3 separate regions of the Homo sapiens genome follow, and all the other regions are linked to region 3. The links are chromatin loops, found by intact Hi-C in ENCODE. Cell type or tissue: mammary epithelial cell. All regions are shown on one strand.

Region 1 (8,000 bases), 520 kb after region 3:
ATATTGTGGACACCTACTTCATAAGGAACTTCTGAGGATTAATTTGAAACCATAAAGCATGGAGCACAATGTCTGGCACATAGTAAGTACTCAATAAACCTTAGTTATTATGAGTTACTCTGAATAGTTGTGATGGTTAATATTGAATGTCAACTTGATTGGATTTAAGAATGCGAAGTATTGTTCCTGGTGTGTCTGTGAGGGTGTTGCCAAAGGAGATTAACATTTGAGTCAGTGGACGGGAGAGGCAGACACACCCTCAATCTGTGTGGGCACCATCTAACCAGCTGCCAGTGTGGCCAGAATAAAAGCAGGCAGAAGAACATGGAGAGATTAGACTGGCTTAGCCTCTGAGCCTACATCTTTCCCTCATGCTGGATGCTTTCTGCCCTCAAACATCAGACTCCAAGTTCTTCAGCTTTGGGACTCAGACTGGCTTACTTGCTCCTTAGCTTGTAGATGGCCTATCGTGGGACTTGAGTTGTGATCATGTGAGTTAATACTCCTTAATAAACGCACATATATATATATATTCTATTATATATATATCCTATTATATATATATATATCTCCTATTAATTCTGTACCTCTAGAGAATGCTGATTAACACAGTAGTATATCAGATGTATTAGAAAATATGTTATTTTATACCACCATTCTGAAATTACAATGTATTCATTTGCCTGAGCTATTACTATAAGCTCCTTGTAGGTAGTGTATTAATCTCTTCTCACACTGCTGTAAAGAACTACCCAATACTGGGTAATTTATAAAGGAGAGAGGTTTAATTGACTTACAGTTCCACATGGCTGGGAAGGCCTCAGGAAACTTACAATCATGGCAGAAGGGGAAGCAAACTTGTCCTTATTCACATGGCAGCAGGAGGAAGAGCCAAGTAAAGCGGGGTAAAGTCCCTTTAAAACCATTCAGATCTTGTGAGAACTCATTCACTATCATGAAAACAGAAGTATGGGGGTAAGCACTTCCATGATTCAATTACCTTCCACTGGGTTCCTCCCCTGACACATGGGGACTATGAGAATTGCAATTCAAGATGAGATTCGGGTGGGGACACAGCTGAACCATATCAGGTGGAATCTATGACTCTTTTAACTCTGTATCCTTACTGCAATAGCTAGTATATATCAGATTTTTATTAAATGTTTGCCTAATAAGTGAATGAATAAAATTTTCAGACTTTTTGCTCATGCTTTTCTTTGTTTAAATAATCATATTATTTAAGTGGTTTAAAATTTTTGGAGGTTTTCTGGGTGTCTTAGTATGTGCAGGCTGCTATAACAAAATAAACTGGGTGGCTTATAAACAATAGAAATTAGTTTCTCATGGTTTTAGAAGCTGGGAAGTCTAAGATCAAGGTGTCAACAGATTCAGTGTCTGGTAAGGGCTTTCTAATTCATAGACAGCACCTTCTAGCTATGTCCTCAAATGGCGAAAGGAACAAAGCAGCTCTCTGAGGCCTTTTATATTTACTTAATACAAATTATTTATTTGAATGGAACTATTTCTTTTTTAAAAAAACAATTTTATTGTGCACATTTAAGTCATACAACATGATGTTGTAGGATACATATATAGTAAGATGGTTACTACAGGGAACAGATGAATGTATCAACATATTCATCATCTCAGTTACCCATTTTGCTTTTCTGGGGCCTCTTTTATAAAGGCACTAATTCCATTGATGAGGGTGCTCTGCACTAAGGACCTAGTCATCTCCCAAAGGCTCCAGCTCCTAATACCATAACTTTGAGGATTAAGATATCAACATATGTATTCTAAGTGAAGTAACACAGGAATGGAAAACCAAACATCGCATGTTCTCACTGATATGTGGGAGTCAAGCTATGAGGATGCAAAGTCATAAGAATGATACAATGGACATTGGAAACTTGGGAGGAAGAGTGGGAGAGGGACGAAGCATACAAGACTACAAATAAAGTGCAGTGTGTACTGCTTGTGTGATGGGTGCACCAAAATCTCACAAATCACCACTAAAGAACTTACTCCTGTAACCAAATACCATCTGTACCCCAATGTCTTATGGAAAATTTTTTTTAAATATCTAAACATAGAAAAGGTAAAATAAAATAAAATAAAATAAAATAAAGATTTCACATATGTATTTTGGGAAGACAAAATATTCAGATCATAGCAATGAGTCTAGAGAGGCAGTAATGTCTAAGTGTCAGAAAGATAATAACAGGACGCACCGCACTGGGATCTAAACAGTGTGACCTTCGTGCTGTGCTCTGAGCACTTTTAAATATGTTGTACCTTGTATTTCTCAGTACAACTCTAAGATGTAGGGGCATTAACATTTCCAAATAATAAATAAGGAAATATAGCTAACGGACTTGGAGGCATTCAGTTCATAAGGGCAGCAAACATGAATGAGAAGGGTGAAATGCATTGGTTGGAACCCCAAATGGTGCAGCTCTGCCACTTACCAGTTAAGCGATTGATATGGATTGTCTGCGTCCCCAGCCAAATCTCATTTTATAGTTTCTGTAATCCCCACGTGCGATGTGAGGGACCAAGTGGAAGGTAATTGAATCACGGAGGCGGTTTCCCCCATGCCGTTCTTGTGATAGTAAGTTCCCATAAGATCTGATGGATATATAAGGGTCTTCCCCCTTCACTCAGTTCTCATTCTTCTCTTTACTGCCACCATGTGAATAAGGACGTGTTTGCTTTTTCCTTCTGCCCTGATGTAAATTTTCTGAGGCCTCTACAGCTCTTTGGAGCTGTGAGTCAATTAAACCTCTTTCGTTTATGATTTACCCAGTCTCAGGCAGTTCTTTATAGCAGCATAAAAATGGACTAGTACAGTGACCTTGGCCAAGTTATTGAAACACACTCTTGTTTTTTGGGTTGCCTTATATGTGATGTAGACATAATGCCAGTATTTCACATATACACCATGGAATACTATATGTATTCCATGCAGCCATAAAAAGAATGAGTTAACGTCCTTTGCAGGGACATGGATGAAGCTGGGAGCCATCATTCTCAGCAAACCAACACAGGAACAGAAAACCAAACACCACATGTTCTCACTCATTGGGAGCTGAACAATGAGAACACATGGACACAGGGAGGAGAACATCACACACCACACACCGGGGCCTGTCGAGGAGTGGGGGGCAAGGGGAGAGAGAGCATTAAGACAAATATCTGATGCATGCGGGGCTTAAAACCTAGATGATGGGTTGATAGGTGCAGCAAATGTATACCTGTGTAACAAACCTGCACATTCTGCACATGTATCCCAGAACTTAAAGTAAAATTAAAAAAAAAAAGAAAGAAAGAATGCTAGTATTCTCTTGTAGGGCTGTTTTGAGGATTAACTAAAGAAGTGATTATATTGTCTCCCTGTGTTCTGTAACGTATTCTGTCTGTTGAGCTCCCCAGTGGCCCCACAACTTGATCTTTGGGTCCTACTGAGCCTATCCTCTTCGAGCCATGCCCAAATCTTTAGCATTTGCTCACTTCTTCCTCGACATGGTCAAACTCCAAAACTCTCTTCCCTTATGTCCCTTTCACACAAAGAACATTCATTGAAACACAATTAAAACAAATTAATAGCAATGTTGAATAAAGCTCAGAGTGTGATTCTCCTGAATTTTTCTGTTAGTTTGTGATTGGTTTGTTTTACCATCTATCTGTGCAACGAAGAAATGCATTCATGATGGTAGATGTGCAGACACCATGGTTTTTTTCCTAAGGAGGAGCAGGGGCCTTCCTAGTTTCACAGATTACACCTGGTAGATAATCACCAACTCTGTATTTGGGTGAGATCGGCCCGTTTAAGCAACTAATTGCAACATGGGGTGATGGGAGCCTTAAGCCAAGGGCAGGTGTTCTCAATATGGGCTGCAAAATAGAATCACCTGGGAAGCGTTTAAAAGGCTTGACTCTCAGACCGTACTGTAGACCAATTAAATGAGCGTTTTTTGAGTTAAGAACCAGACAGGTATTTTTTTAACTGCCTACATTATTTCAATATAATCTGGGCAGTTAGTACAAATATATTTCAATATTCAGTCAAGATTGAAAACCAGTGGCTGCCATAAGACTTTGTGGCCACAACAGTTAAACTCATCTAATCAGTTTTCCTCTGGCTCCTTCACAAAACAGTTGGTTCACCTGGAAACTTGTGCTCGCCTATAATAAATCATTTGCATTGCCTTGAAGATGATTTTCATTTTGCAGAAATTACCACTAATTGAAAGACAAATACACACCAAATTCTGATATTTAATGTTACTATTTCAATATATGTTTCTCATTTCTAAAATCAACTGGTAGGAAGTCAAACTAACATACTTGATAACAGAAAATAATTTCTAATTCGATGCTTGAAATTTAAGGGATTTCGGGTAAGGAGTCCTCACATGTTAGATGGTGTCGTCATCTACTGGCACAATGTGGTATTGCAGCTCATTCCTGAGATGCTGAGGACTCCGAGAGAGTAAGAGTGCTTCTGCCCAGAAGCGGTTTATCATTCACTTCAGCGAAACATAATTTTTCTGGGTCCAATACGTGGATTCCGCTATCCTCCAAGGAATCTTGGTTCTTACATAAAGACTAGTACTAGTGACCAAAATCTGATGCTGTCTCTGAATATCAGAGTTAGTGTTCAATCAAATTGTGTTCTGATGCAGAAAAAAATATTTGTGGAGAATAGAAATACAGAAAAAAAATGTTTTGGAGGAAACTTTAAAAGAATTCTGTGGATTAAACTAAAATTTCAAAGACTTATAAATCCAGAATATTAGGAGCCTTCCCCGCTCCTGATTTATTTTAATTGTACTGAATAATGCTTGTGAGTGTTATAATCAGCCTATCTGGAGGAACCCTATAACAAACCCTGAGATTTATCTTCCCAATATCTATTAGCCTCTTCCCCTTTACTAACAGCATTCAAATTTTGTTCCAAGAAAAATTGTCCCAAGCTACAAAACTCAACTAGCACCCCATGCCCTTCAGTTACGGGCCTCTGCATGAAACAGTTCTCATCAATGGAATGTCGATAACAACAGTCTGCTGGGAATTTCTGGGGAAAAGTTTTGCTTCCTGATAAACATGCAATTCTTCTTCATACTTTCTACCAGTAACGTGGGCAAATGTAAAATAGGCATCCTGTGGCCATTAGAACAGAAGCTACATGCTAAAGACAGGAAGGTAGGGAGGCAGATGGAGCCTGGAACAGCAATGGCTTCATGGACTTACTACCCTAGCTCTGGACTCTCTGTCTGCCTAAAGAAAGCCATTATAGACTGAATTTTGTCCCCACAAAATTTATGTGGAGTCTTAACCCCTCATGTGACTGAAGATAGGTCCTTTTGGAAGTATTTAAGGTTAAATGGGTCATAGGGGTGGGACCTAATCTGATCAGACTGGTGGTCTTAGAAGAAGAAAAAGAGATCTGAGGAACTGAAAAGAGCAGCGCCTTAATCTTAGACTCCCTAGCCTCCAGAACGGTGGGAAATAAATTTCTGTTGTGTAAGTCACCCAGTCTAGAGTATTTAGTTACAGCAGCCTACACAGACTAAAAAAAACCTCATCTGGTTAAGCCACTGTAGTGGGTTTTCTACTGCTTGCCTGCACCCTCTCCTCTGATGCAAAATGGGGTACCTGAAAGTGGGATATTGCAAGTAAAAGGAATAAAAATGTGAAATCTCCAGGAATACAAGGTAGAGAAGTAGACAGGTCTCACCCATTACAAGCTGCGAAGTTGATGACCTTTTTAATGTGGTTATTAAATATTTATATTTTTGTGCTTATTGTAGCTGCAGCATCAAGGGAAGTAATAGAAAAATTTAAAATGTGCGTGTTTCTTATTGCTGAGTTTTGCAAAGTCCTACTTGAAAGAAATGAATTCATACTAAAGCTAGTCATTCTGACAGCTAAGAGAGCAGGTGTGGGCCTGTGGCCTGCAATCTAAGATGTCTGAGAAGCCTATATGATAAGAGTCTACCAGCTTTGTGAAGAAAACACATTGCTTTCCTACCTTAAACTGAAGCCTTTCACGTCAGAGCTGAAGCAGCAGCCCTAGCAGGGGCTGGTATTGGGTTCCCAGCTCTCTCTTCCAGGTCTCTGCTGGACAAAAGAGGCACACCTGCTGGTAAATAGAGATTAAAGGGTGTTGCTTTTCCTCCAAATGTGTGATTTCACATTGCTGATGACAGAAGGTAAAAGGAAAGACTATGTGTGAAAAATGAAGACCTGTGACCAGGAAACAATATTTCTCAGACATTAATATTATGAGTCCATACTATCTTTGGCTATGGTTTCTCACATGTGGCATTGAATAGACTGAAAGGCTACAAAATTTCAGAAAGAACTGTATTTCTAAAGAAATATCAGGTCAGTAGAGGCAGAAGGAGGAGGTAGGGTTGCACACACCAGGGTGGGCAGCAGTTCACTCCTCAGTGCCCATGGGCTTTGGTCCATGCCTCTCCCTGGAAAGGCAGGAAGGCTTTGACATGGAGAGGGAGCTGCTGCCGCCATAGTTCTGAGCTTGAGGTTGCTAGGACTTATCTCAGACTTGTGTACTGAGGAAACTCAGATATTGGCCTCAGCTCCTAGGCTGCATTTAGCAGATCGACCTATGAGAACTTCTATACTGAGACAAAGGAAAGGATCCATCAGAAAGTAACATCTATTATCTTGAGCTTGGCAGCAAGGAAGAGGACAGGTATTGGAAACCCTGCTCTCTAAAAAGCTGACCGAAAAGTGACAAAAAAGCTGAAGATGGGTGGTGGAGACAGGTATAACATTCTAGCCCCTCAATCTAGAAATATTAGTAAGAACCAAAAGCAACTTAATAGAAGACCAAGGATCAGAATTCCCAGAAGATGGTTCATAAGAAAAAAGAAAGAGGATGTGGGTGGAATTAATTAGCAGCTGCATAACAGGTCATGCAAAATGGGGGGAAGAATAAAAATTTCCCAAATAATCAAAATTGGAGCTCTAGCTTATCAGGTCCCAGCTTACTTTTTTTTTTTTTTTTTTTTTGAGACAGGGTCTCACACTATCGCCCACACTGGAGTGCACTGGTGCCAACTCGGCTCACTTCAACCTCCGCCTCTCAGGTTCAAGAGATTCTCCTGCCTCAGCCTCCTGAGTAGCTGGGACTACAAGTGCCTGCCACCATGCCTGGACACTTTTGGTATTTTTAATAGACATGGTTTCACCATATTGGCCAGCCTGGTCTTGAACTCCTGACCTGAAGCGGTCCGCCTGCTTTGGCGTCTCAAAGTGCTGGGATTACAGGTATGAGCCACCGCGCCTGGGCCCCAGCTTACTTTTTAAATCTCAAGCGAATCACAACTATACTGGAGCCAAATTGATTGAGCTGCCATCACGAAGAGTTCTTCCCAAACTATCCTTCCACTGGGTTCCTGTTTCCTTTATTCCTTCAGATAAGGAAATAATGATATTTCAAATTAAAACCTTACTTAAAGTACAGGTATAAAATAAGATAAAGTACTGATGTTTAAATTTAGTTGTGTTGCTGGGCGCGGTGGCTCACACTTATAATCCCAGCACTGTGGGAGGCCGAGGTGGGCGGATCACCTGAGGTCGGCAGTTTGAGACCAGCCTAACCAACACGGAGAAATCCCATCTCTGTTAAAAGTACAAAATTAGCCGGGCGTGGTGGTGCATACGTGTAATCCTAGCTACTCGGGAGGCTGAGGCAGGAGAATTGCTTGAATCCGGGAGGTGGAGTTTGCGATGAGCCGAGATCGTGCCATTGCACTCCAGCCTGGGCAACAGGAGTGAAACTCCATCAAAAAAAAAAAAAAATTAGTTGTGTTTACAGATAATTGTCAGTTGGTCTGAAACAAATTCACCAGGGAATTAATCTATTAGTGTAGAATTGCTAATTAATGTAAAACATATAATTAGACTTCACCTCATTTGTTTTATGTGCATTGTGATGTAATGTAGCATCAGTGCAACTTAAAGTAATT
Region 2 (8,000 bases), 150 kb before region 3:
TTTATATTATTATAACAACTTTTGCTCCTACTTCTGACAAAGGGCCTTAAGTAATATTATATATTGAACTAACGTGGTTGTTCTTCTTTTGGAATGTATAGGACTATCCCCATAGCAATAACGGTAACCATAACAGAAAGGTCACCAACACTTCATTATAATTTAATGACAGGAAAGGAAAGAAAAATACGTCATTTTAGTTGTACAGGAGAATTTTGGTAAGAACATACTGTAACCTGACCAGGACAACTGCACTCTTAAGAAAACAATACAGAAAGCCAAAATATCCATTTAATAGCTGATTTCAGAGTCAGCATTCTGAGGCATGCTGTCCTTGGATGTGATGTACAGACATGGGCCGAATGGGAAAAACTTACATATTGAACCATCCACATCACCACCTATGACTCTGGTCATTGCCCTTCATGCTCTGGAAGCAGAATGCCTTGTGTTCCCCCAGCTAGTGAGAGACAACCACATCATAGCCTTAGGTTCTTGTTTAATTTTTTAAGCCGATTTATCCTGCAGTAAAATTTTATTAAATATTAGGCTAAAACTTTGATAACTATGATTTGCTATGCTAGAGACAATGTAGTTTGTAACAATGAAGATGAAGTCTGAGTATGTTTTGTTCATTGTACTACAGGGTTATGATTTCATGTATATTTGATCAATAGAGTATAATCTAGAAACGTCATGACATCCCATTCTGAAATACTTCAGAAGGTATTTTTTAAAAATACGGACATTTTCCCCCATTGAAACATTAAATTATCCCACTTATCAAAATTGACAATACTTTAATTGTCTAATTAAATCCATGTTCAAAATTTTCCAGTTGTCTCCAACATGTCCTTTAGAGCTCATCTGTGTATACATCAGCTACACATATGTATCTATTTCTATATATGTGTTTTTATAGATTATATACGTATCATTATGAATTCAACATATGGGTCATATAGATTATATCATTATATGTATGTCTTATAAATTTATATATGCATACAAACACACACACATATATATATATCATCATGAATTTCAAGGAAATAATCTATAAAATTGTGGGGACTGGCAAGTCTGAAATTTGTTGGGAGGCCAGCTGACAGGAAACCCTCCGATAGAAGATGCTGCTATAGATTTGAAGCAGAATTTCTTCTTCCTCAAGAAAATCTCAGTTTTGATCTTAAATTCTTTCTATTCATTTAATAAGGCCCACACATTATCAAGGATAATTTCCTTTTCTTAAAGTGTTTGTAAATGTTAACCATATTTACAAAATACCTCCACAGCCAATACCTACATTAGTGTTTGGTTGAATAAGGATGTACTATAGCCTAGTCAAGTTGACACATAAAACTAACCATCACGGTATTATTTAGCTTATTCCTGTAGCCCTATAGCCCTGTGCTGACCAGTGTAGTAGCCACTAACTTTTGAACACTTGAAATGTACTTAGTCTAAACTGAGGTGTGCGTAAGCACAAGTCCACATCAAATTTAGAAGACATTCTGCAAATAAAAAGAATATAGTGTCTCATTAATAGAGTTTATATCACATATTGAAATAGTCTTTTAGATATATTGGGTTAAATGTTTTAATTACTGATATTAATTTTGTTTTTTCATTTTACTTTTTAAATGTGGCTACTAGAAAAATTTAAAATATATATATGGCACACATATTTCTTTTGGGTAGTGCTAATCTAACCCCTGTATTTTCTGTAATCTAGAAAATAGACTCTAAAGGTTTAATTAGATTAATTAGCAAAATTGCATTGTAGATGGTGTTATAGACTTCACATAACAGTAGAAAGTATTATATTGATACTATCAGTTATTTACGGTTTGGCCACTGGAATGAGGTGACGACCCTCTGATTCCTCTATGAAAAAATTATGTTTTTCCTCTTTGTGACCAGAAGGTAATCTGACTATGCTACTTTGCCACCATATGAAATGTGTGGTTTTTCATCAACAATTCACCTAATGATTTCAATAGCAATTTATAATTCTTTCCTGAATCATTTCATCAAGCACTGAAAAATAGCTAATGTCCAATCTTGTCACTCTTTGCACATAATTATTATTCCTCTATAACATGAGGCTTTCCTGTTTAACTCAGGCTATTTGGTTGCTATGAATACTTACTAGAAAGGTAAGATAAAGTCTTATCTCTTTTAATTACCACTTTTCAAAGTAAGGAAGTGACTTAATAGCTACCATGAATGATGACAAAATACTTTTTTCTTGTTTTCTCTTTTTGAATATCATTATCAACTCATGGATTTTTTTCATATATACAATATCTTTCAATCAATTTCAACCATTATTCTTTTTGAAGCTTGGATTTTTACAACTTGGACAGTGGGAGCCCCTTAAATAAGGTTTCAGTGTCCTTTTCACAAACCTCATCAGTCCTGAAAAACTTTCTGCTTTCTGGAGCAGCAATACATCCCAGACTTACCTTGTATCTTCCCTACCTGGATCTTGAATCAGTAATTTCTCTAAGAAGCTCTGGTTCTTGATTGTAGGAAATGTATTTAGAAACTAGGATCTTCTGTTTAGAGTCAGACTTTATTCACTGTAATAGTATCTAAATTTCAGTCATAAACTTAGAAGCCAAAAAAAATTTTATTTTTCTATAAGTGAATTTCCACTGATGTCAGAAAACTAAATCTTGCCCATCAAAATAAACTTAGTACCTTCTGGATTTTCTTAGGCTTAATTGGAATTAAATTCAAGTGAATTCAAGTCTTCTTTCTTCCTCTCAATTCTTTTCCCATTTTCCCCAAGATGATACAGACTTAGAGGTTAGGGTGGAAAGAGTGTTTTGTGTTGTCCTAGCACCCAGAAAGAAGTGTCTTATTCATGTAGGGTTTGCCAGATTTCACAAGTTAAAACACGGGACACCCTTTTGAAGTTATATACACAAAAAATGTACATACTCTTTTTCCTCCTCAGTTACCAGGTCTTTGCAGACTACCCTGAGTCCTCCTTGTCTCAGCCTATAGGAATTTCCATGTCACAACCACTGCCAGCTCTCCCTGGCTATAAGAAAATTTAGAATGCTCTCTCTCCCTTCTCTGGGGCTCTGGGAGATTCAAGGCACTGTCTTTCTCCTATTTGTCACATGTCTACTTTAATGCTGGCTTCTCTTTGAAATGTTTTGTCTCCCACCCAAAGCAATAAATACCACTAATATTGATGTAGAGAGCCAAAGAAAACTGAAAGAAAGATTTTTGTTAATGTTGCCAATTTTATTTTGTTGCATATTCCTCAGAAGAGACTTGCTCTTCCCTGACTTAGGTCCTATCTCTCCCCACCTCCAGAATTTTGCTAATGTATTGCTTTTGCACAGTGACCTTCCTCACCCACACCCCTCTCTGTATATTCAGATCTACTCGTTCTTCAGATCCCATACAGACCTAAAAAGCATGCCTTTCCCTTTCTATTCTAATAATACTTCATCTTTGCCTGTTTTGAGGGGCAGTGTTTAATTCATTCATTCTTTCTATAGACATATATTAAGTACCTATTGCCTACCAAGGTTTATGTTCTTTTTACCTGAACTAGATTGCAAACTCTTTGAAAGGAGAATCAGTGTCTAGTTCATCATTACATTCCTGTGCTTAGTAAATATTTTTGAATGAATGAACGAAGGGAGGAAGGACTGAGTTAAGCATATGAATTGCTGACCACACAGATTGCAGGAACCTTATTTCTTTTTCACCTCCTAGTGCCAGAACCTGAATTCTTGGCTTTCCTCACTTCTCTTTTAAAGTTTCTTACATCTGCATCCATTTTCTTTTTGCATATCTTTCTAAGATGAAGAAGGGACCCATTTTCAGTCTCAGACTAGCCTTTCTACTCACCTTCTGGTCAAGAAATCATTTTGTCCTAATTTCCCTATGAACTTTATACAGCAATGACCTTTTTCCCCCTATCTTCAGCCTCTCCTCTGTCTTCTTCTACTCAGCATATAAACAGGCTCAAAAGCCTGAAGTCTTAAACCCACAAACCACTTATCCCAGAATGTTCCTATCTGCCTATCTTTATTTCCTTTAAGGTTACAAGTAACCTATGTTCCAGCCTTATTAAAGTATCTGATCTTCTATCTTGGTTGACCTCCCTTGCTTTTATATGCTCTTTCTTTTGCTTGAATATCCTCATTCTTTGTCTACTTAGTTTTACCTATGAACCCCCTAAATCTTAGCTCAAGGATTTCCTCCCCTGAGAAGCCTTTTATAGAAGAGCTGTTCATGCCCCTACCTTTATAATTTTAGCCTGTATCTGGCTGTATAATAATTATCTGTTGGTAGATAATGCCTCCTTCAGGCGATTGCGAGATCCTTGTGGGCAGGTATAAGGTCTTATTAATACTATTACTATTCCTATTGGCTGGCTGTGGTAGGTCCTAGAAACTTTACTCAAATAGACAAATGAATGAACAAATTAGACTAATAATTATTTTATAGCTACTGCACTGTGCCCAGAAAAAAAATCCTATGATAGTCCAAGTGAATGGGTGTGTTCCTTCTGTGGCTAGCCCTGGCAAGGGCAGCATGACCTTGGCAAAGTTGTGTCATGTATTGAATAGGAAATCAACTAACTTTCCTGTTTGTGTAATATGCTGGCCACAGGAAAGATGGATGTGTGTGGTGAGAGCAGCAAATAAAAAGACCTTCTGTGCAAGGAATGTTCCTCTCTTACATTTCATTTCATAGGAGGTGCCTTCTTGGAATGTGAACCCAAATTCAAAGAAGGTTAAAACAGATCTTGCTTACATGTGCAAAGAAAAGTAGACAGTTGTAAAAATCTTTATTCCTGGTCTGAACCTCCTGCTAAAGCAAACATAGGGAGGAAAAGAAACTTCATAATTCCCCACTTGGCTATAAATTCTTCCTACTATTCACTGAAAATAAGAACTGGGGGGAAAAATTATCTACCAAAATGAATTCATTTTTCCCACTCCAATACACATCTTAAAGATGAATAATCTGAGATGCAAAGCAGTGGGAGGTAATCTGTCCAAGGTTCCACAGCCAGTAATGGGCAAAACTGGCTCTTCAACTCAAGTTTCATAATATTTCACCCTACATTTTTTCAATTACATTCTGCTAATTATCTGCATAAGTTTTAAAAGTACCCAAAGAGGAAGGGATGGCTTCAATAGCTGGAATATATTGTGAGAGTGTAAAATAGTTTGTTTGGATATGTTTCCAAATATTACTGCATTTGCCATTTTCTTAATTAGTCTATGGCCTGATGTTGATCTTTTCTGGCACTTAAAATATTATTAGTTTGAAAATAACTATTTCATATCTTGGTGCTTCAACTACAAAATGTATGGTTCTACTTTTGGAAGCATCAGAGAGATCAATGACAGAACTAAAGAGAGCCATGGTATTTGATAATGAATCTCCCTAGTTGCCATAGGGTAGCTGTTAAGAACTGTGAAGTATGTGAAATTTTATCTTACTTATAATTTTACAAGTTTACTTCATGGATGCTGACAGAAGACATAAGACTCCTGAGTTAGGATTAAATACTTAATTACTCATGGCAATAGCAGTAGCTAGTATCTCCCAGCATTTGCTCTAGAATCTCCTGGCATTTGCTCTAGTTTTCTACTCCAGTTCCCACAGGGCAACACAAAAAAAGTCAGGTGACATCTGCATTCAGTAGGCTGATGTTACAGGAGAGGAGCCTGAGCTTAGGGAATTTGAATCTTTTATAACAGGGAGTAAAACTGCCTACCCTTTGCCCTATAGGGAGACACCATCTCTATCTTCCAAGACTGTTTGCTGCATAAACATAAACAAATATCTCAAAACTATAGTCTGAAACAAAGGAATTCAGTGCCTCTGCTCAAAGACATGCAGAAACAAAAGGGACCTATGGAGTATTGTCTCCCACTAATACCCACCGCATATTTCTATATTGCCTTGGCTTCTAATGAGTTTTCCCATGAGTATGCCACTCCATCAGCCACGCTGATCAATCTTACTGACAGAGGCTGGGACCAAATCTGTTCAAGTAGTCTTAGATAGCATTTAATTAAGGTTACCACCATCAGAACTTCAAACAATAGGATGAGGCCATCCTGCAGTACTGACCTCAATCCTGTCCCCAGGGTATCAAACCCAACTAACTCTACAAATCCCATAAACCATCAGTATTTACTGTAGAAAATCAAGTGGTTTTCTCCCTAAATTGCTTGGCCTGAGGCATTAATCCAGATACAGTATGATTTATTAGTGATGAACAGATTTTACCTCGGTCTGCAAGGAGAAAAGTCTAGAATGATTCTGTCATTCATAACAACCCTGGAAAGTGAATTGAGACTGACCTAAATGCCTTTTGGCGCTAAAGTAGTATCATTGATCAGTTTAGGTAAAGTCAGAAAAACATTTTGTATTGGCTTTTCTCATGGAATAATTGCCATTGTAGGATAAACTGTCCTGAGGGTGCACACAAATAACAAGTCAGTTATCCCTCTGAGGATTTTCCTTGAGTAACTAAAAGTAACCTCATTTTGGAGAGATTTTCACAGTCATCTGAGGGCTACGTGATGTATAGGTGGTTTTTCTTTAAACATTTTCAGGTCTTTTATGAACACCTTTAAGGTACAAAACAGTGTTTTAAAGAGGGAAGCAAGTCCATTTCTGACTTCTGCACAAGTAGTACAGTCCTGGGGAAGTAATTCTTATTTGTAATCATTGGAGCCTGCCTGGCGGGAGCTACATTAGTCAGGGACAGATGAACACTGCTTCCAATGTGGCCTCCAAGCCAGGTTAGGGCTCTACTCTTATTTAGAGTGATTGAGTCTAATCCTTGATTTTGGAGGAACTTCCTGAAGAGTCCAACTTGCCCCGTTTGTTCAAGGTACCACCTGGGTGGCATTTGTCCTACCATGGAATGACTGCGTATTGGCTATGGGAATGGGAGTGGTAAAGAGATTCAGAGATGCTATCAGGCATTTTGCCTGGAAAGCGTAGCAGCTGAGACCTTCCCCTGTTGTTTCTAAGATTTCTCAGTAAAATTAAGGGAAATAGTAACTGTATTGGGGTCAGAACCATCTGGTAGAGAATGACAGACACAGAAGTTATTTAAAGTGCTTGCAATGGTTATAGGGAGAGCCACACTATTGCATTTTCCTTCCTGAGGAAGCCTCCAGGATGGTCTTTTGTTTGTTTGTGTTCTGAGACAGGGTACCACTCTGTCACCCAGGCAGGAGTGCAGTGATGCTATGTCCGCTCATTGCAAGCTCGTCCCAGATTTAAGCAATCCTCCCACCTCATCAGACCCACAAGTAGCTGGGACTACAGGCTCATGCCACCCCCAGCTAATGTTTTGTTGTTGTTGTTGTTTGTTTTTCTGTAAAGGTGGGGTTTCGCCATATTGTCCAGGCTGGTCCCTAACTCATGAGCTCTAGTGATCTGCCTGCCTCGGCCTCCCAAAGTGCTAGGATTACAGGGTTGAGCCACCACACCCAGCCCCAGGGTGGTTTTGAAAGACATAGCTCATTAATGTCCTTTTTTCCTCTGTACCTACTGAGGTCTAAGGTTTTCCTTCCCCAGAGGCCAGGGTTGTGGCTCTACCTCCACTGCCACAAAGTTTTTATGTTCCATTCCCGTAAGAGTAACTTCACTTTGTTATAAATCATTTCCTACTCACTCTTAGACCTTTCGTCCAGAAGGTTCCAATACATCCAGAAGGTAGAAAGCGTTCTTATAACACTCATAGAGACCCTTTGTCCTACACTTGGCCTACGTGGGCCACTCAGCAAGCAGTGTACTCAACCCAGTGACCTTTATCTTGTGGGGGATGTCAACCCCACAAGAGGGCCAGATAGTGGCACCAGAAATAAGTTTTTATTCTCTAGGCCCTTTTTGTCTGGCAGCTATCTTGAGGGCGTGCCAACCAGACTTCCCTGAGGCTGCCATTAACAGAAAGAAAGAAGTGTTGTGTCCAGGAATGATCAGGATAGAACCTC
Region 3 (8,000 bases):
CAGAAAAGGAGATGAAAAAATTTTATTTTAGAATTGAACATTAACATTTTCTTGGATGACAAATATTTAACGTATACCATGTGAAAATATCACATTTAGGAATTTTTAATGGTTACTATAATTGGCATTAAAAATGATTTACTTAAAAAGCTGATTGGGCCTAAATATGTGTGTTAACCTTACTAGTTTCATGTGTAAAATAAGGATAATAGTATGTAATACAGGGAGGGGTTTGAGATTTACCTGAGATTACATGTGAGAATGTTCTTTGTAAATAGATCCAAAAAAGAATCTCAGTGGAGCATGAGCTTTACTGTCTGACACATCTGCATTTGCATTCTAGTGTTGCCATTTACTCGTGGAATGACTTTGGAAAGGCTACTTAGCCTCTCTATACCTAATTATCTCATCCATAATGACGAAATAGTAATACAACTGACAACATACAATTTTTATGAGGAGAAGAGAAAATGCACATATAGTGCATAATAAAGCACTTCCTAAATGTTAGATTGTATTAAAGATCTAGAAAAAAAGTCCCTTTCTAGAAAGTCACTAATGTATGGTAACAGGAAATTATGGCCCTAACTGCAAGTATAATAAACTCTTCCTTTGTCTGAGTGTTTCTTACAATACGGGATGTTTTGTACCTGTGCTGTTAGATGCTCACAAGATGTTTTTGAAGGAATTAAGTAATGAATGCGGTGAATCGCTTACTCCATACCAAAAATGGTGACTGTCTTCGTATCCTGAACATGTCATTACAGTTTCATGTAAAAGCGGGACATTCTCTGAATGTTTAAATCAGTTCAGATCATTCTTGTTTTAATTTCATAGAGAACATTAATATTGTCATTAGAAAAATTATAGATGCTTTCATTTTAGAAATCAGCCTGGCAGGGCAATAGTGGTAGATATGTAGCCACAATCCCTACTAATACAGAGCCCTCTGTGTGTTCCTTCTACAGAAAGAAACCTAAATAAACTATTAAGCATGAGCGGTTCAACTGTTAGGTCAGGATTTCAGACCCATGGGCTGAGCTCATTGAGATGTCAGAACTATAATGGGCTTGTTCATCTCTGAAGGGGGTTCGGGGTCAGGTTCAAAAGCAAAGATTATCTAGTGAAAGGCCACACGCCTTTATTTTGTTTGTTTCCAGTGAATCAGAACAGCCTATTGTCATTGCTCTTACTATATTGGAAGGTTCTAGGTTCCTCAGTGGCTGATGAGTATGTATGTTAAAGGCAACATAAGGAGACTCAAACAGCCCGGGCAAGATCAGGAGAACCTGTCTCTACAAAAACAATTTTAAAAATTAGCTGAGAGTAGTGGCACAGGCCTGTAGTCCCAGGTACATAGGAGAATGAGGCGGGAGGATCACTTGAGCCCAGGAGTTTGAGGTTACAGTGAGCACCATCACACTCCATCCAGCCTGGGAGACAGAGTGAGACCTCATCTCAGGAAAAAAATAATAATAAAATAAATAAATAAAGGCAACACCCACGAATATATGAACTCAAATTTCTTCCCTGGAATTATCCAGTTTTTTCTGTTGCTTTATGAAGACAAGGAGTGTCTTAGATCACAGGCCACCTATTTTTCTCCCAAGGTTCAAATTTATTTGATTAAGAAGGCAATCAGTGGCTATTTGTTCCAATAGTTGTGTTGCCACTCTTCTTAACCCTATAATCTTAAATCTCGTTTTTTACAAAGTAAATTTCACCAGTTAGGCATAGAGTCATGCTTTACTACAATTGCCAAGTCTCGCGGGTTGTTTTTTTTTTTTTTTTTTTTGGAGCTTTTTAGTTCAGACGAAAAAGAGAGTTATGGTCTCTAACTTCCTGTCTATGGCCAGCTCTGCCATGGATGGCACTATGCCCTCTTAAATTCCCATTCTCTCCATCCACTCACATGTTGCTGAACAGCTTTGCCAGGATTTCATACAGGGAAGCCTTTATGCCATACATACAGCCTTTTCAGATGTCACCTCGAAATCATCTTCATCAGCCTTGAATACTTGGATCCCTAGAGGGGTTCCTGGCACCCTAAACAGCAGAGGCCCTGTGTGTGAGCTTGAGGCATGAAGCCACAGAGGCAACGGTACCCTCTGGTTGAAATGGGTTTTCAATAACCCATTTCAGCAGCTCGTGTGTCACTGAGCTGCTGCTTCTCCGCTCCTTTCAGTGAAGGGAAACTTCAAAATATTTGGGGCATACAGGATTCATGATGCATGTTGAACAGAGGGATTCATGCATCATTTAGAGTTTTCCTGTGCTTAAGGAGACATATGGCGGTCGTGTTTTCTAATGTAAATATCAGAACCCTTGGCTACATTTGTCGAAGCACAAGGACAGAATATTTGAAATCAAAATGATCTTAGAAAAGCCTGTGTATATGGTAAGCACATCTCTCAGGAGTTTCCAGACCAGCAATCTTTCTTTGCTTCGGGATCCCCTTGGAATTCAGTTCTCTCTGCTCTTTTTCCCAAAACACTCTCAGTTTTTCTGGTCTCTCTTCAGTGTTTGATGTTGATAGAGGTTATTTCTTTACTGAATTATTTGCCTATCACCCAGGCCACAGGCAAAAACATCAAAATATGACCATCCTTCCTGCCCCCGGGAACGTCACTAGCTGAAAACCTTGTGTGGTTCCTAAACATCAATGTGGCTGAAGTGCCATCTAACTCTAGAATCAGCTGTCTGCCCCTCACTCAGTGCTGACTCTCTACTTCCACCCCAAACTTATTTCTGCTCCGTAATGGTAATAGCAATGACGACAATGATAACCGAAATTTAGCCAGGGCTTCCTAAATCTCGGGGCCTTATTACTCATTTATATTCCCACATAGCTTCCTTTAACCCCCACCTGGGAATTTTGAGAGCTTCCCTGAGGATAACATTTAAAAGTTAAAATGAAACCTTGTTTTAATATTAAAAGCAATACTTAGAATTATATCAGACTACTAACATCAGAAAATACAGATAGCCAAAATGAAAGAAAGTGATAAAAGCACCCATGGCACAATCCCAAAGATCACAAGACAGCCTGGGTGTTCTTGGAAATTCTGCTGTTTAACAGGATTTAAACAACAACAAGCGCAGCGTTATGAGGCAGGATCTTGCACCCCAGCAAAGGTCCAAGGGAAGTGGGACTTTCGTTCCTCCAGGACAGAGTTGTGAGGAGGGGCCTTCCCATGCAGGGTGAGTTAGAGGTACCGGTCAGCCTTCCACTGCCCGGCCTTGCTCACTAAAAGCTAACATCGTAGCCCTTTGCCTCAGCCCTCCATCCCCTGCACTCTTCCCTGCCCCCCATAAATACCTGGGAAGTTGGGGAGAAGGGGTGGCTCCCAAATAGCTACTTAAGAGGGATCTAGGTTTGGCAGACACATGCAGCCCTGGTTGCTGGGGGACATGTCTGGAAACCACATTCACATAGAAAGCATACTGCTTTTATTTAGAGAGTATGTTTAAATAAACATACACAGCAGATGTTGGAGGCTGATGGAGACTGTAGTGGGGCAAAAATCCTCCTAAGAAAACCCTTGACATTGGACTGTGGTTGACCCCACCAAGGAGAGAAACTTCGTATCAGATTATGCCCCAATAGAGTGCCCCTGCCTAGAAAGAAAAGGCAGCCTCGGGTGGGCAGGGTGTTGGAGACAGAAGGGACAAAAAAAGGGGCCCATGACAATGGCTCTAGGTTATCCATTTGCCTGGGTCTGATTCCCTCAGGACCCAGGCTGCAGCAAACAGCTTGCTTTCTTTATCCTTATTGAATTAGAAGGAAGTCAAGGAAGCCTGCATGATTGTAAGTCAGGGAAATGTGAGCGACTTTCAAAAGCTTGCAACATCAAACTTTCCCATTGGAATAGAGCCAAGCCAGGGCAGATGTGTCAAAGTCTGCTTTTGGCTCCCTTGCTTGCTCACTCCAGGAAGGGGGAGGATGAAAGGAGAGACGGGAGAACAGGAAGGTGTACATATAGTCAGTAATGCTGCATTTGGTCCTAGGAAGGGAGAAGTACAGGTCAAAGGGGTCCCACTTATTGGCCATCACAGTCTGTGAAAACAAAAAGCAAAAACTGAAAAGCAAACAGCTCTCTGCACAGGAATAAAAGAGGAGGGAGGAGGACTTAATGGAAAGTCAGGGCTGCCTAGAGGCATAACAAATAATCACAGGCCGGAAAAGTACAGTGGAGGGGAAAAGGAGGGCTAGGCAGATTCCTCGGCAGGGCTTCGGGCTATTTTCTTTGGCATCGTATCAATTATGTTACTGTGGCCTCTTTGAATTTGGTCATCTAATGCTCTAAATAAATACACTGTCCACATTTTTACAGTCTTGGAGTGGGGAGAACCTTCTAAGTCTAACAGGAGGCCCAGAGTCCATGAAGGAAAGGTTGACAGTTTGGAATGATTAAAAAGTCAAAACTTCTTTTTGGCAAAAACCAGTTCACAAGAACAAATTTAAAAGCCAAATGAGGACTGTGGGAAAATATTTGCAACACAGATAAAAGACAAAGAGTTAACATCCATTATAGCTAAAATATTCCAATAAAACAACATCAAAAGACCAAAATCAGAAGGAGGGAGACTAAAATGAACAAATAAGAAGAGGCATTTTAGAGAGAAAATTACAATTGGTCAATAAATATTTGAAAAATGCTCAAACTGACAATTACATAATCCATAATACACAAAGGTTATTTTTTATTAAATTGGCAAAATTTATAAAATTTTGATGACATATAGTGTTTTTAAGCGGATAAGGAGGTAAACCCCTTCAAATTCTGTTAATGTGTAATTTCTGTCATGTGTAAATTCGTATGACATTTTTGAAAGACCGTTTGGCAGAATTTTTCAAATTTAAAATAAAGACATTCTACAACCCAGAAGTACCACTTACAGAATTTATTTTAGAAAAGTACTGGGTCTACTGGGAAAGGGACATGTGTGAGTGTGTGTGTGTGTGTGTGTGTCTGTATGTGTATATTGTAACACTGTTATAAGTGCAAAAAATGGGAGACAATGCAAATACCATCAATAGGAAAATGGATCAATAATTCATGTAACATCCATACCAAGGAATAGAACAAAATGACCAAAAAAAATGAGATGTATCTACATGCACTGATGTGGTGCTATGTTAAATGAATAAAAAGCTGTAACATCCCTTGGGGCTCTGCGGTTGCTGGCATCTCCAAGTTTTTGGGCACTGCCACATCCCGCCTTGTCCAGACGCCAGTGCCCAAGGAGGAAGCCTGTCACTGCACACCGGGACCAGCCACAGGCTAAGCGCAGAGCATGGTGGGCACAGGATCTGGGCCAGTAGTGTGAGCTGAGAGCAGCCTGCGAGTGAGCCCAGTGGGCCTGAGTGAAGTCCGGGCAGAGGCACTGATGGCCACCGAGATTTCTGGCTGGCTAAGTGGCACCAAAAGGAGTGTCACATAGGTACATATAGCATATATATGCATATAGGTAAGCATGTATTGCATATCCTTTTTACAACAATTAAGACAAATATCTATATATGTACACTTGTATCTACACTGAGGAAAGTATACACAAAGAAAACATACACACACACACACACTCAAACTGTTTAAAGTGGTTAAACGTAACGGGATGAGGCAAATGACTAACCAAAAATCATTTTTCATTTGTTACATTTCTTTCTTGTTTGAATTTGTTATAGCATTTATCACTCTTACAGTTAAAAAGCACAATAAAAAGATGTAAACCGACATGCATACATTCATATTACTCTCCTACTGTAAGCAGCAAAGTAATTGTAGCATAAGAGTGTGATACACAGAACAACACCTTTTCCTATTCCTTCAGTATTACTGACTAGTGATCATGTAATTTTGGAGAGAGCTCTAAACTGAGAGCAAAAGGACTTGGACTATAATATTCTTGGGGCTGTAATACTGAGTATTTCGGTAGAACCTATGAAGCAGTATTCACCATACTTCTACCTCAGTATTTATAAAAACAAAAGAGTCACTTTCTTTAGAATTCCTACTTATTAGAGTCATGATGAGGATTAAATGAGTTATCATGTAGAGTGTTTGTAAAGTAGTTGGCACACAGCAAGCGCTAAGTTGGTTTTATTATTATTGAAGTAGTAAGTGTCCCTTTCTTTCCCACCTCTATTGTGGGAGGAGGTAAAATTCAACTGATTTCCTGACTTTCCAAAGGCAGAGGTCTTTAAGGACTTCTCTAGTGAAATGAGGGCACATGGTAGATGGTACAAAGGGAAGACTGGCATCTCCTTCCTCCTGGAGGATTGCAGGAGCCTGTGGCCCCACCATGGGGTTCCTGGAGCACAGAGAAGGGGCTAGGGGAAAGTCAAGGAAGGTTAGTGAATGTCCAAAGAGCAAGGATCACTCTCCTGGTTTTCCATGGAATCAAGTCAAGGGTGGCAGAGACTCTTAGGATTCTCATGAACCTAGACCTGACTGTAGAAGGAAAAAACACAGGGGCCTGCTGGCCATTCCATGAGATTGCCAATTGAAGCAACAAACAGTTGGGCAGGAAGGTACAAGGGAAAAAGGAAAAAATGGCACTGACCACTGGGCTTCCCAACACGGTGAGCACAAGCTGGACATCTGTCCATGATGGAGGTACCACTGGCTACCCTGAGTGACAGCCTGGCAGATGATGACATGAGCTGCAGGAGACCTTGGTTTAACCAAGGGATCATCATTCTAATAAGCTTCTTTCTAAGCTCTGCAGCAAAGGGTTAAAACTAGGGGGTGGAGAATAGGGAAAGATCCTTGAGATAAGGATGCTCTGGGGTTAAAATGATAAACTAGAGTTTATAAAAACTTCATTGAACTAAAAATATCACTGTCCTAGACTAAGTTTAACCTGGAATGAGAAAGAAGATAAGGTATCTGTTCCAGAAAGATTTTGTAGCATGTGTATGTGTGTGATAGGAAAAAGGCTTGAAGAAGAAGAGGGGAAAGACCAGGAAAGGTTATGTAGTATGAGAATAAGGTAGGCTCTATGCTTGCACAGATTTCCCATCTGCTGTACATCTTCTTTCCTCTCTTTGTTCCTAAGGAAACTTCTCTGTCCCCTTTCATGGAGTCATAACAATGGAAGAGGTTCAGGAGAAAGGAATCAGCTCCTTGCAAGGTAAAAAGAGTTAAGAGGGTTTTTTTGTTGTTGTCATTGTTTGCTTTTAAATACTATAATTTTAAAACAATGTACTGGGAAGAACACTGCAAATGGAATTCAGGAGATCAAAGAAACCTGGGATAAATATCTCGAATTCTCTCAGGCTCAATTTCCTACTCTATAAAGTCTGGTATTTGGTAGCATTAGATGACTTCTAAGATTTCCTCCATTATACTTACATTATAATTTCTGCTCTACTTCATGAACTGGAAGGGACCTTAGGGCCCGTCAAAACCCTGAGCCAATATAAGAACATTCTCTGGGATAATTCACAAAGTGTGTTACATTTTATGAATAAGTGTTTTTAATGCCTTAGTATAAATTGGTACTTTTTTTAATATAAAGGAATTGTGGACCAGAAGAGTGGTTTTCTTCGTCATGTTACTAAAATTGAGTTCCATCAGTTTTGTGTGCGAGTACATTATTTATCCACCAAAAACCTCAAAACTGGGGCTACAAGCAGAGTTTCTCAGAAGTTCCTTGTAAAGAAGTATAAGGGCTAAGCCATTGCTACACCTTTGCCAGGTGATGTTCAAGGATAAATGCTTTTAGGGTTGGGGGGTTATGCTAGTGGCAACAATAGAGATACCCCTAAACTGCAGGTGCTCAATAACTGCAAAATTTTGTTTCTTGCTCATGTGAAGTCACGTGGGTCAGCAGAGCTCTCTACTATCCAGTGACTCAGGGGTGAAGGCTCTCTCCATCTTGTCTGCCAGCACTTCAACATATGACTTTAAGTTCTTCTGATCAGGAGGAAGAAGGATACGGGAGACACAGCAACAGTTAGGAACCTAGGACCAGAAGTGCCATGTCACTTCTGC

What was found. Peaks named below come from ENCODE experiments on the same cell type or tissue, not always from the same donor. Only the 100,000 strongest peaks of a DNase experiment are listed, where the experiment ranks them.
Region 1: it touches region 3 in a loop (5-fold over the local background); 2 of 110 quality-filtered maps call a loop at or near these places.
Region 2: a loop joins it to region 3, with 3 times the contacts of the local background. A loop is called at or near these places in 4 of 110 quality-filtered maps.

The regions. Positions count from the first base shown.
Region 1 is chr5:111,154,745-111,162,744 of GRCh38, reverse strand. It overlaps the pseudogene PNRC2P2. Among named protein-coding and RNA genes, the nearest start is that of CAMK4, 66 kb to the left of the region's middle. RefSeq lists an enhancer at 4,366-4,535. In mammary epithelial cell, a CTCF peak has its summit at 4,441 (motif pointing left); a DNase peak (open chromatin) is centred at 4,434; H3K27me3 peaks cover 181 bases.
Region 2 is chr5:111,831,738-111,839,737 of GRCh38, reverse strand. All of the region lies in intron 1 of LOC105379122 (a long non-coding RNA gene), which reads right to left. It also overlaps a transcript of NREP not described here. Among named protein-coding and RNA genes, the nearest start is that of NREP-AS1, 77 kb to the left of the region's middle. In mammary epithelial cell, a CTCF peak has its summit at 4,379; no DNase peak of the experiment used is centred here; H3K27me3 peaks cover 737 bases.
Region 3 is chr5:111,677,077-111,685,076 of GRCh38, reverse strand. The region is part of intron 2 of STARD4-AS1 (STARD4 antisense RNA 1); the gene reads right to left. Among named protein-coding and RNA genes, the nearest start is that of NREP, 76 kb to the left of the region's middle. In mammary epithelial cell, no CTCF peak of the experiment used is centred here; DNase peaks (open chromatin) are centred at 3,886 and 4,196; H3K27ac peaks cover 1,265 bases.